2 separate regions of the Mus musculus genome follow, and region 2 is linked to region 1. A link is a contact called in ENCODE Hi-C or POLR2A ChIA-PET data. All regions are on one chromosome and are shown on one strand. Each heading gives the region's core, a stretch centred on a gene start or an enhancer-like site at or near the end of the contact. The rest is flanking DNA. Distances are from core to core; before and after follow the strand shown.

Region 1 (5,062 bases), core at 1,240-3,739:
CTTTCTCTTCAGTTTTTCTTTCAACCATGCTCTTTCCACACCCCTATCTAGCTGCTCATTGGCTGCAGACCACAATTCAGTAAACAGTGGCACATCTGGTTACTTCTTCTTATGTTGGGTTCGGGGTAGAAGCTGCGAAAACTCACTTCAGAGACAGAAGCTTAAACATGAAAGCTTTATTCTCTGAGTGCCCAGAGAAGTGGCCAGCTCAGGATGTAAACTTTGTCCTGAAGGGAGACCGTACAATGTTTTTCAAAAATGGGAACATAAATTGAGGGGGGAGCTGAGTGGGGCTGCAGTGTTATCCAGTTGTACTCTGACATTACGGGTTAAGTAAGGGAGTACCCCTTGGAGACTGGGCTGTATCCAGGGCACCTGGCTTCAAGGTTCTTAATTCATTTTCCTAGACGTTAGGTCTGGAGCTCAGAGTGGTAAGAGGACAAAGGAGTGGGTCAGCTGCGTGTAGTTAATTAGGGCATAACAGACAACTGGTTATGTGTTTTTCCAACTTATGCACCTTGGTTCAGATAACAGCGATTTCTATATTCTATATTCAGTTAAGAGACAATTAAGAAGACATTTGGAGAGAAGTGGGGTGCGTGTGTGTTCCTAAGCCTGGGAACATGAACTTGTTACACCTGGCCAATAAGATCAGTTTTCAATCAGTTTTGCAGACACAGCTTTTTTTTTTCCAGGAATTCTCATTTACACTATTTCTCTCCAATAGCACATGAAAAAATGACCATAAGGAAACTACAGCCTCATATCCAGTAAGATGACTACGATCCAAAGATAGATATTAAATGTTTGGAAACGCGTGGAACAATTGGGACTCTCTCACCTAGGTAATGTGAATATAAATGGTGCAGCTTTTTTGGAAAACAAAAAGATGCCTCAAATTATTAAACACAGACTTTCAGTATAATCAAGCAGTACACTTCTAGGAGTATACTACATATACAGGAGAATTAAAAACATGTCTACACAAAAACTTTCGGTATTTGGTCATATTGGCATTAAGCTAAGGCACAGAAAGTGTGGAAAAAAGCTTCTATATTCATTAACTGATAAATGAATACAAAAGATGTGATATCTGCATACCACGACATTGGCCAAGCAACCAAAGGCACACAATTTTGTTCTGTGCTACAAATTGTAGTAGCCTTCCATCTGGACATGATGATGCAGGCCTGTAATCTCAGAATTTAGGAGGTTGAAGCAAGAGTTCAAGGGTTCAAGTTCAGGGGTTCAAGGTCAGCCTAGGCTACATAAAACATACCAAATGGAGGAGGAAGGAAGAAGGTGAATATCACATTTGCTTGTAGAGAAAAGATGTATTCTCAAAGCTGATTAACAGAGCTGGAGATGTATATAATGACTGGGTGCGTAAAAGCTCGAGGTGTTTCAATAAATTGACTGTTTAGCAATTTACAGTCTCCTGGCTGTTAACAGTGGTCTACAGAACAAAGCAGCTAAGAAAGGCTCTTTCATTCGGAAGCCTGGTCATTGCGCTGCTGATTGGGCTGCTGTCAATGATTAGCTGGGTTTCAGAAGCTGTTGATAACTGGCTGATTTGGAAGCCCCTGAAGAGAGGCTGTCTCTGATTGGCTGATTTTCAGATACTGTGTTGGTTACCTCTAAACAATGGTTACACATTCACGAGTTGGGTCTGAAGGCAAAATTTTATTTTCCTTTAAGTATAAAAATAAGCATTTTAGTTCCTTCTCTTTTTCAAACCTGCAAGAGATACCTTGGGGATTGTTAAAATCTTTATGAGTGGAAGAAGGATTTTTTTCAGCCAGTACTATTTATAAATAATTCAAAGGCTGATCATTGTAGCAGGGAAACTAGTCTTGTGGTGTTATAATTTACCATGAAAAGATGAATTTAGGACACGTAGGACATCTTGACAAGGTCGATATGTGATGCTAAAGTAGACCTTGTATATAGTAAGCAACTCTCCACTTTATGCAGGAAGGAACTTGGGCTCTGAGATTTTTTCTGGCCCACCGACCCACAGCTGGAAACAATTCTATCCAGACTCTGAACTGCAAAGGCAGGCGTCTCCTGGGATACTGTGAGCACACTGATGCCAGTGCTCTCAACAGGCCGCATCGCTAAGGGGCCGAACGTTCCAAGGATGGATAGGCAACTGATGTGAAACAGATAACTGTAGCCAGGCAGCGGTCCAGGACACCTAGAGATAAAGCCAAATACAGACCAGAAGAAGCCTAGCCCGGCCCTCGCGGGAGCGAGACCCCGCCCCGGGCGCGTCCGCGAGCGTGGCTGTAGCTCCCGCAGAACCCTCACCGCACTGAGAGACCTTAGGGCCCGGAGGTGTGGTGTCCCGGAGCCTGCGCCTGGCGGCCCGCACCCCAAGTCCGTCTGGCTCCTCCGCAGCACGGTGCGGCGCTGGGCCGGACTCACACTGACGCCCCCGCTGCGCGCGCTCCCGCCCCGCCCCCGCGTGCCCGCGCGCGCCGACCCCGCCCCCTTGGCGCACCCTCGCTCCGCCCTGCCGCTGGCCCGCAGCGGTGCCGGCCCCAGCGACCCTCCGCGGCCCCCAGGTCCTACGCCGCCAGCCTCCATGGACTCGTTCGACCCCCAGCAGCTGGGGCTGTCCCCCGCGCGCTTCGCTGGCACCTTTGGCAGTGGGGCGGCCTCCGTCAGGTATGCCGCGTCGAGACAGCCGAGGGTGGCCCGGGATGCGCCTTGGGGCGGCTACGCCTCGGGCGGCAGGGCGTGGTCTGATATGGCTTCCTTGCGGAGGATTGTTTCAAACGGCTCTGAGAAGAACGTTTGCCCAGGGACAGGCGGCCTTCTGGAGGGACCCTGCTATGTCTGTAGCTCGACAACCCACTGCGGTTTCCGGGAAGACCCCATTGTGACATCCCCACCCCATGGACCGGTTTTCCCTTAAACCTTCCCCACCGACAGCCCACCGCTAGAGGCCCTGTGTTCACGCGAGTGGAGCTCCCGAAACTGCCGCGTAAACCCCTTTGCTCCTAGGTGTCCAGACCCTTTGCCCCAGACTGCCGCTCGATTATAGAGTTTCCAGTCCCCTGCGTGTACAGGGAACTCCGCTCACCTGTCCCTGGCCACTGCATCCAACCCCTTTCCCTTGGGGAGCACCTGTTTCAGGGGCTTGAAGGTCATTGGGGGCGCAGGAAGAAAAAGGAAACTGGATGGAGAGGGAAAAGGAGGCTCGGAACCCCCCAGAGCGGCTGACACTAGGTTCGTGATAAGGAGTGCGGGTGGACTGGAAGGGGAGTTGATATTAGGGAGTGCTGCCCTGCCCTTTTCCATACAGAAGATCTGTTTCCAATTTCTGCTCTCTGTCTTTGGGGCTGACCTTGATAGCCGTCCGGGCTTTGTTTGTGAAGGAGCTAGTATGCGGCTGCCAGAGAAACGCGGAGGTTGGAGTGGTGGAGGTGTTGCAGTAGGAGCCTATAAGAAAGGGAAGGGAGGAGTCATTGGGGTTTGGGTACTGCTAACCTGTCATTAAACCAGAAGAGGCCTTTTTTGTTTGCTTACTTGCAGCCATTTGGCAAAGCAATATGCTATTGTTCCCTTGAGTGGGGGTTGTCAACTAATATTAGAATAGCTTATCCTATTTTCTGTCTTTTTTTTTTTTTTTAATTGAGACCGGGTCTCACTGTAGACCAGGCTGACCTTGAACCCGAAAAGATCCACCTGCCTCTGCCTCCTGAATGCTGAGTCTGTGCCACCGTGTCTGGCCGGCTTTTTCTGTGTTCTTGATTGAGTGTTGTATTGTGTTCTCTCTCTCTCTCTCTCTCTCTCTCCTCTCTCATGTCTGTCTCTCTCTTCTCTCTCTCTCTGTCTGTGTGTGTGTGTTTCTTTCTAGTATTGAGGGTCAAATCCCAATACATTGCTTTTGCTGGACAAGTGCTATAGCACATCTAGCCTTGTGTTTTGTAGAGTTTTGTTGTCTTTTATCAAAACTATGAAGAATGAAAATGACTTTTTTTTTCCTAAGACAGAGACTCACTTTGTAGGCCTGACTGGTTTTGAACTCACAGATCCACTTGCTTCTCAGTGCTGGGATTAAAGATATGAGCCACTTTGCTTGGCTTCTTTTTTATTTTTAAATTGTGTCTGTGTTTGTGTGTGTAGATGCATGTATTGTGTGTGTGTATGTGTTTTATGTGTGTGTATTGTGTGTGTATATATGTAGTGTGTATGTATATGTGAGAGAGAGAGACTCACTGTGCTTGCCACTGGGAGTATGAAGGTCAGAGGACACCTTGCCAGGAGTCTTTTCTTCCCTTTCTCCTATGTGGGTCACCAGGATTGGACTCAGCCAGGTCTCTTGGCAGCCAAGTGCCTTTACCCACTGAGCCATTCTGCAGGCCCCAAAACTAATTCTCATTCTTCATTTCTCAGGACTCCTTCATATACTCTGGCAATGTGTTTATTGAATGACTAAGCCGTGAAGGAAGAAAAGCAATGAGATAGTAATGAAACAATGCATCTGGGAGACCTGGTTTGCTTCTACTTTGACACTGTGTGGATTTCTCTGCCCCCAACAGGAATTCTTTCTGGGGTTTACAGTTTGTAGTGTGTAGCTGCTCATGGGAACAGTCTCCATCCTTTCTCAATCCTTCGGCCAGAGAGGATCACTGAAAGTATTTCAGCTTTGTATGAAATTTAAACAGGATGCATTAGAACTTTGAGCAGCCTGGCGATAAACCTCTCTGGAGGGATGTGTGTGTCTGCCTGTCTGCCTGTGTGTGTGTGTCCGGTGCCACATTTGTTTGATGTGGTGCTGGGGATGGAACCCAGAGCCGTGAACATGGTAACCAAATGCTCTGCCTCTGAACTGTATCCCCATCATAAGCTCGGGAATCTATTTAAATTTTAAAAAGAATTGTATTTTAAAGTAGTTCATTTTAGATTATTTCTGTGAGCGTACTGTGTATAAGGAAAGCCCAGGTGAATGCAGATTCCCAGTGGGTCCAGAAGAGGGCGTCAGATTCTCTAGAACTGGAGTTACAGGCAGTTGTGGGTCCCCTGACATGGGTGCTGGGACCTGATCTCAGGT
Region 2 (5,062 bases), core at 1,322-3,821, 330 kb before region 1:
CAGAGTCCAGCCACCCAGGTGCTCCTTTCCCAGCTTGAATTCAATAAATCTGTCCACTCCCCTTTTGTGGGAGTGAATGTTTTAACAGCCAAGGATGCATCCTTCATGGTCTGGGCTTGCGTCTATCTTGGGGGACACATCCCTTCCCGATTCCCCTTGGTTCTTGCCGTTAGCGGGACATGGAAGCAAGGTTTGAGTAGATGGACGTGACTGGGGTGAGTGGCAGGCGGTGACACCCACATCTAAATGTTACAGAATTCTGGGGAAGGAGGGTGTTACATCTTTTTGATAGTCTTGAGGAACCTTAGCCTTAAACTTTGTTAGTGAGAAGCTCCGGGTGGGGTAGGAGATAGGGAGCAGGTCAGCCCATATGCACCTGATGACCCAGCCCACCAAAGCTAAAGTCAGCAGGAACAAGAACAACTTTGGGATGGCTGTGAGCCAGGTTGGAGCTGGAGGTGCATACAAGGCACCCTTATCTTACCCTACGAGGGAGTTCTTCCGGCCTTTGATGGACATTTTCAAGCCTGTTAGCCACAGCACAGTAACAGAAGGCAAAGTTACTGGGAAACAAATTGCAGCCCCATGAATTGGTAGCTCGCTGTGCAAGGCCACTCCCCCCACTCCAGTCCAAAGGTGAAGGCGGCATGCCCTTCTTTCAGTGCCCAGCCCCTCCCCTCATGGCTCTTCCTTTCTGAGGCCTTCAGGTTCCAGCCAAGGAAAAGCCTGATCAGGGTAGTACCAAACCGGTTTTCCCACCTTGACTACTGCTGGCATATTACCCCTGGTAAATCCCCAAACCCAACATAGCCCAGCCACCAAGTTCTCCCTACCGTGGAATGTAAAGGGGTGGGGGATATCTAAGTCCCCCTTTGTGCCTTGTTTGCCTTAGGTGGGGGCCAGAAGGGTTGAGTCTTGTATTTCTAACACTAGGGGATTACCTCCCTTGGAAATTTGTTTTGTATTTTTTAATGCAAATTTTGTTTTTATTTATATTAAGGTAGGGAGGAACCAGGGCCTATAGCAATCCTGGTAAGTGTCTCACGGCCGAGCCACACTTCCCCTTGAAAGTTTTGAAACAAAGTCCACAAAGTCAAGCAAAGGGGTTGAGATTCCATATGACATCACCCCCTTCCTCTAGTTGGAAGCCTGGAGGAGAGGACCAAAAAGTCTAGTCTACCCTGTGGGCTTGCTCTGGAGTAAGTAGGAGGGAGCAGTGGCCTTTTCTCTAGATGCCCCTGGCTAATCCAGGACCTTTGTCCCAAGTTCCAAGTCAAATCTCTTTGGTCTGTCTCCTGCCAACAAGAATCTCTTCTACTGGACTCTTATGATTTAACACAAGCTGTTGCTAATACGGCCCCTTTTGTGTGCTAGGTGCCAAACACTCAGGTGCCCTTATGAAGTAACAAAAGCCATGACAAACAGGCAGAGAGCTTCAGTAATATGCCCAGTGCCACATCCATTAGTCTATTGGAAGCAAACTTTCTCCTTCCTTAGGCAGGCTCTAGAAGTACCCCTTTAGTACTGTGTTTCTTCCCTAAGGAGGGACCTGTGTTCCTAGCCCTCCTGGTTGCAGAAATCAATTTCCAGTTCAGACCAGTTCAGACTAGCCTTTAGAGGGAAGCAAGGGCTGTGACCCTGTCTGTAGAAGCTCTTGTCTTCAGTGTACAGTCGACGTGCAGTCCCCCCAAACCCATACAAATTCAAGATGCTTATACTTGTAAATTACTTTCCAAGTACATCTTTGGGACAAGAAGATGAAAACTGTTTCCATTTTACAAAGGAAATAGGGTTAAGGAATTAAATGACCTTCCCTAAGAAACTGGCTTTAATCTGTTCTCCCTGGGAGTCTGGGTTACATATTAAAGGCTCCAGTAGAGCACATTGCTGGGATGAAGAAATGGCAATGACCTGCAGAGTTTCAGGGGAGGGAGCTGTCGAGAAGCACTATTAAACAGCCTTTCAGAGGCAGGAGAGATGGGTTAGTAGCTAAGAATACTGCCTGTGCTTCCAGAGGATCCAGATTTGGTTCTTAGCACCAACATGGTGGCTCACAACCATCTCTAAAACCATTTCCAGGGGGATTCAACACCTGTCTTTTGAGTGTACCCAGCACACACATAGTACACATATATAAATACAGGTAAAACACCCATACCCATAAGAAAATAATTTCCAAATAAACAGCTTATCACACAATCTCGATGTGTATCATATTAGCAGAGCTCTGCACTGTCCACCCCAACCTCCCACCCCAATGGTGACTTGTGTGGTGGTGCTGCTATGCTGCTTCCTTTAGAGCTGACAAATGACACAGAAAGGGAAAGGGGTTTGGGGACATAGTACATTTTCGTAAAGCCCAGAATGGGTCAGTGATTGTTCAGCAGGTGGTGTTGGCAGATAGGAGATGCCTTCTTGGGGAGAAAGGAAGATTTAAGAACAGCTAACTGCCCTTTCAGAGCTTGGGCCCAGGGGAAGGTAACATGGAAAAACTACAACTCCCAGAAGTCTCTGTTTCCAAGCAAGTAGCGACGGTTGCTATGGTTTCGGAAAACAATATGGCTGCTCCCAGAAGGGATTTGTGTCTGTGCCGAATAGGGACCCAAACGTATATCTGAACGCTCGCAGTTGCGAGAGGAGGCATTTGAAAGGTCCTGGGGCTGGCGCTGGGCTCTGTCGGGAACGTTGAGGCCTTGCTCTGGATCCAATGGAAAGCAGCGTGGATGAGGAGGCTCTGCACCAGCTGTACCTCTGGGTAGACAATATCCCTCTGTCCAGACCCAAGAGAAACCTCTCCCGGGACTTCAGTGACGGAGGTGTGCATTGTTGTGTGTTTTAAAATACTGTCTTTATGTATGTTTAATGGACTTGTGCATATGCTATTGTTGTTATGTGTATATATAGAGTGGGGCGGCGTGGGATCCGTATTTTGGGACTTTGATTGTGGAAGCGTGCAGTTGCATGTTTCTTCTATTCATGTGTGAAGAATGTATGTCCATTCTATCTTGTATGCATGGAGTGTATCTGTGTGTCTTCCTTCAGGGGCTTTAAGAACTAAGCTGTGTGTCTGTGAACCTGTGTTTGCTCACAGAACCTGTGTTCTGCAGTCTGTCTTGTAATTTTTGTTGTTTTGTGAGATAGTCTTGAACTCCTGACTCCCCACCTCTACTACATTCCTACGTTTGCCTCTCAAAATCTGAGATTATAGGCACTGTGCCAGTACTCCTGTTGTTTGTTTTTAGTGTGGTGCTAGGGAGTCAAACCCAGGGCATTGTGAACGCTAAGCAAGCTTGCTACCAACAGGGCTAAATCCCTAGCCTGTGTTCTTTTGTATTGACATGTTCTGTCCTGCATGTATATGATTTTTTGGGGGGTTGTGTGTTTGTTTCTCAGGAAAGGCTCCTGTATTTAAGAAATGCATAGTTCTGTAGGCAGAATGTCCTTCATTTCTATGTGTATAATTGAAGAGGCTATGTGTGTATGTGACTTGTATATTTGTGTTCTATGTGTGTTCTCATGCATACTTGGCATTTATTTGCTGTGTGCATCTATACATTCTGCCCTACATGCATCTGCAGATGGACATTTTCGAGACACATAGTTTCTGTGTAGCCCAGAACTCACTATTTTCCTGCATCCTGTGTGATGGGCTTGCAGGCATGACCTACCATGCTGCTTAAATGGCCCTGGGGGGTTGAGTGCAGTGCTTTGTCCATGCTATTTGAGCATGCTGCCAACTAAGCTATACCTCCCTTCCTGTAGAAGGATGTCTTTCTGCTTGTGTTAATCAGTGATTCTTCTGAGACGTGTGTGTGTGTGTATGTGTGTGTGTGTGTGTTCCTGTGAATTCCTAGGATAAGGCTGCAGACGCCTATAGGGCCCTCTTGGAGACTGAGTTTTCCTGTGATCTGAGGTTGAGGAATATGCTGAGAAATGGAGGGATCTTGAACAGATCACTGATCTGACTTTCTTTGTCTCCTTTCTGTGAACCTTCCCTTTTCTGTATCTCTACCCCTTCTCCCTTGATCCTATGCTCCTGCCTTTTGTATCTGACCCCAACCCTTTCCCCTCAGTCCTGGTTGCAGAGCTTATCAAGTTTTACTTCCCCAAGATGGTGGAGATGCACAATTATGTCCCTGCCAACTCTCTCCAGCAGAAGCTCAGCAACTGGGGTCACCTGAACAGGTAGTAGAATCCCTGGGTGCAGAAGTAGCTTTGGCTGGGGATGTGGCTTAGTAGTAGAATGCTTGGCCTAATGTTCAGACACACAGACACACAGACACACACACACACACACACACACACACACACACACCTGGGTTGGTTCCTAGCAATACAAAATGCTAAACGACGACTATGACAACACCTCTTATGATCTTGACAGGCAGGCTGGGACTGCTGGTGAGGTGAGGGGGGTGTAGAGGAAACAGAAAAATCCATTTAGAAACAAAATCAAGGAATTACTTTATCTGGATAGAAACAAAGAACTTGGAACACTCAAGCAGAGAGGACTTCAGATGTCTGCCCTTCCTCTGGTACGATGTCCATTTCTTTTGCATTTTCCTGGTACCCAATCCGCCTATCTCATATTCACCCCCTAGAAAGGTGCTGAACAAGCTGAACTTCTCGGTCCCTGACGATGTGATGCGGAAGATTGCGCAGTGTTCTCCGGGAGTAGTGGAGCTAGTGCTCATTCCACTGAGGCAGCGCCTGGAGGAGCGGCAGAGGCGCCAGAAGCTGGGTGTTGGCTCCTTACAGGTGGGGCTGTTGAGCTTGGTGATTGGGACGCGGCGGTGGGGTGGGGTATTGGGCAGGGGTGCTCCCCAGACATGGAGAGCCCTGCTGTGGTGATAAATAGGAAGACAAGGTGTCTATCTAAAAGAACCTGGCCTATGGGGTTGTGGAAAGGAAACAGGGCTTCTTGGAGATAGGTGAACCCAGGCTCACAGGAGACCACATCTGTTCTTTCAGGAGCTGGCTCCTCAGGATAGCAGTGGCTACATGGATATGGGTAAGATGATGTTTCGCTTATCTCAGAAACAGCTTTCCTCACGTCCCTTTA

Evidence for each region. Hi-C counts contacts between places; a loop is a spot of excess contacts on that map. ChIA-PET counts read pairs that join two places held with the same protein, here RNA polymerase II (POLR2A).
Region 2: a map of heart shows a loop between it and region 1 (2.2-fold over the local background). The contact joins the promoter of Spef1 here to the promoter of 4930402H24Rik in region 1. A Hi-C loop is called at or near these places in 1 of 37 maps with a recorded cell type or tissue (heart). POLR2A ChIA-PET finds 5 or more read pairs at or near these places in 1 of 5 experiments (embryonic stem cell).

Annotation. Positions count from the first base shown.
Region 1 is chr2:130,837,572-130,842,633 of GRCm38, reverse strand. It overlaps 4930402H24Rik (RIKEN cDNA 4930402H24 gene), which reads left to right and starts at 2,489. Exons shown (of 37, transcript NM_029432.2): 1 at 2,489-2,670. The coding sequence starts at 2,588.
Region 2 is chr2:131,172,319-131,177,380 of GRCm38, reverse strand. It overlaps Spef1 (sperm flagellar 1), which reads left to right and starts at 2,571. Exons shown (of 7, transcript NM_027641.2): 1 at 2,571-2,816; 2 at 4,074-4,185; 3 at 4,602-4,758; 4 at 4,972-5,011. The coding sequence starts at 2,708. Cenpb (centromere protein B) reads left to right here. Exons shown (of 1, transcript NM_007682.3): 1 at 1-92.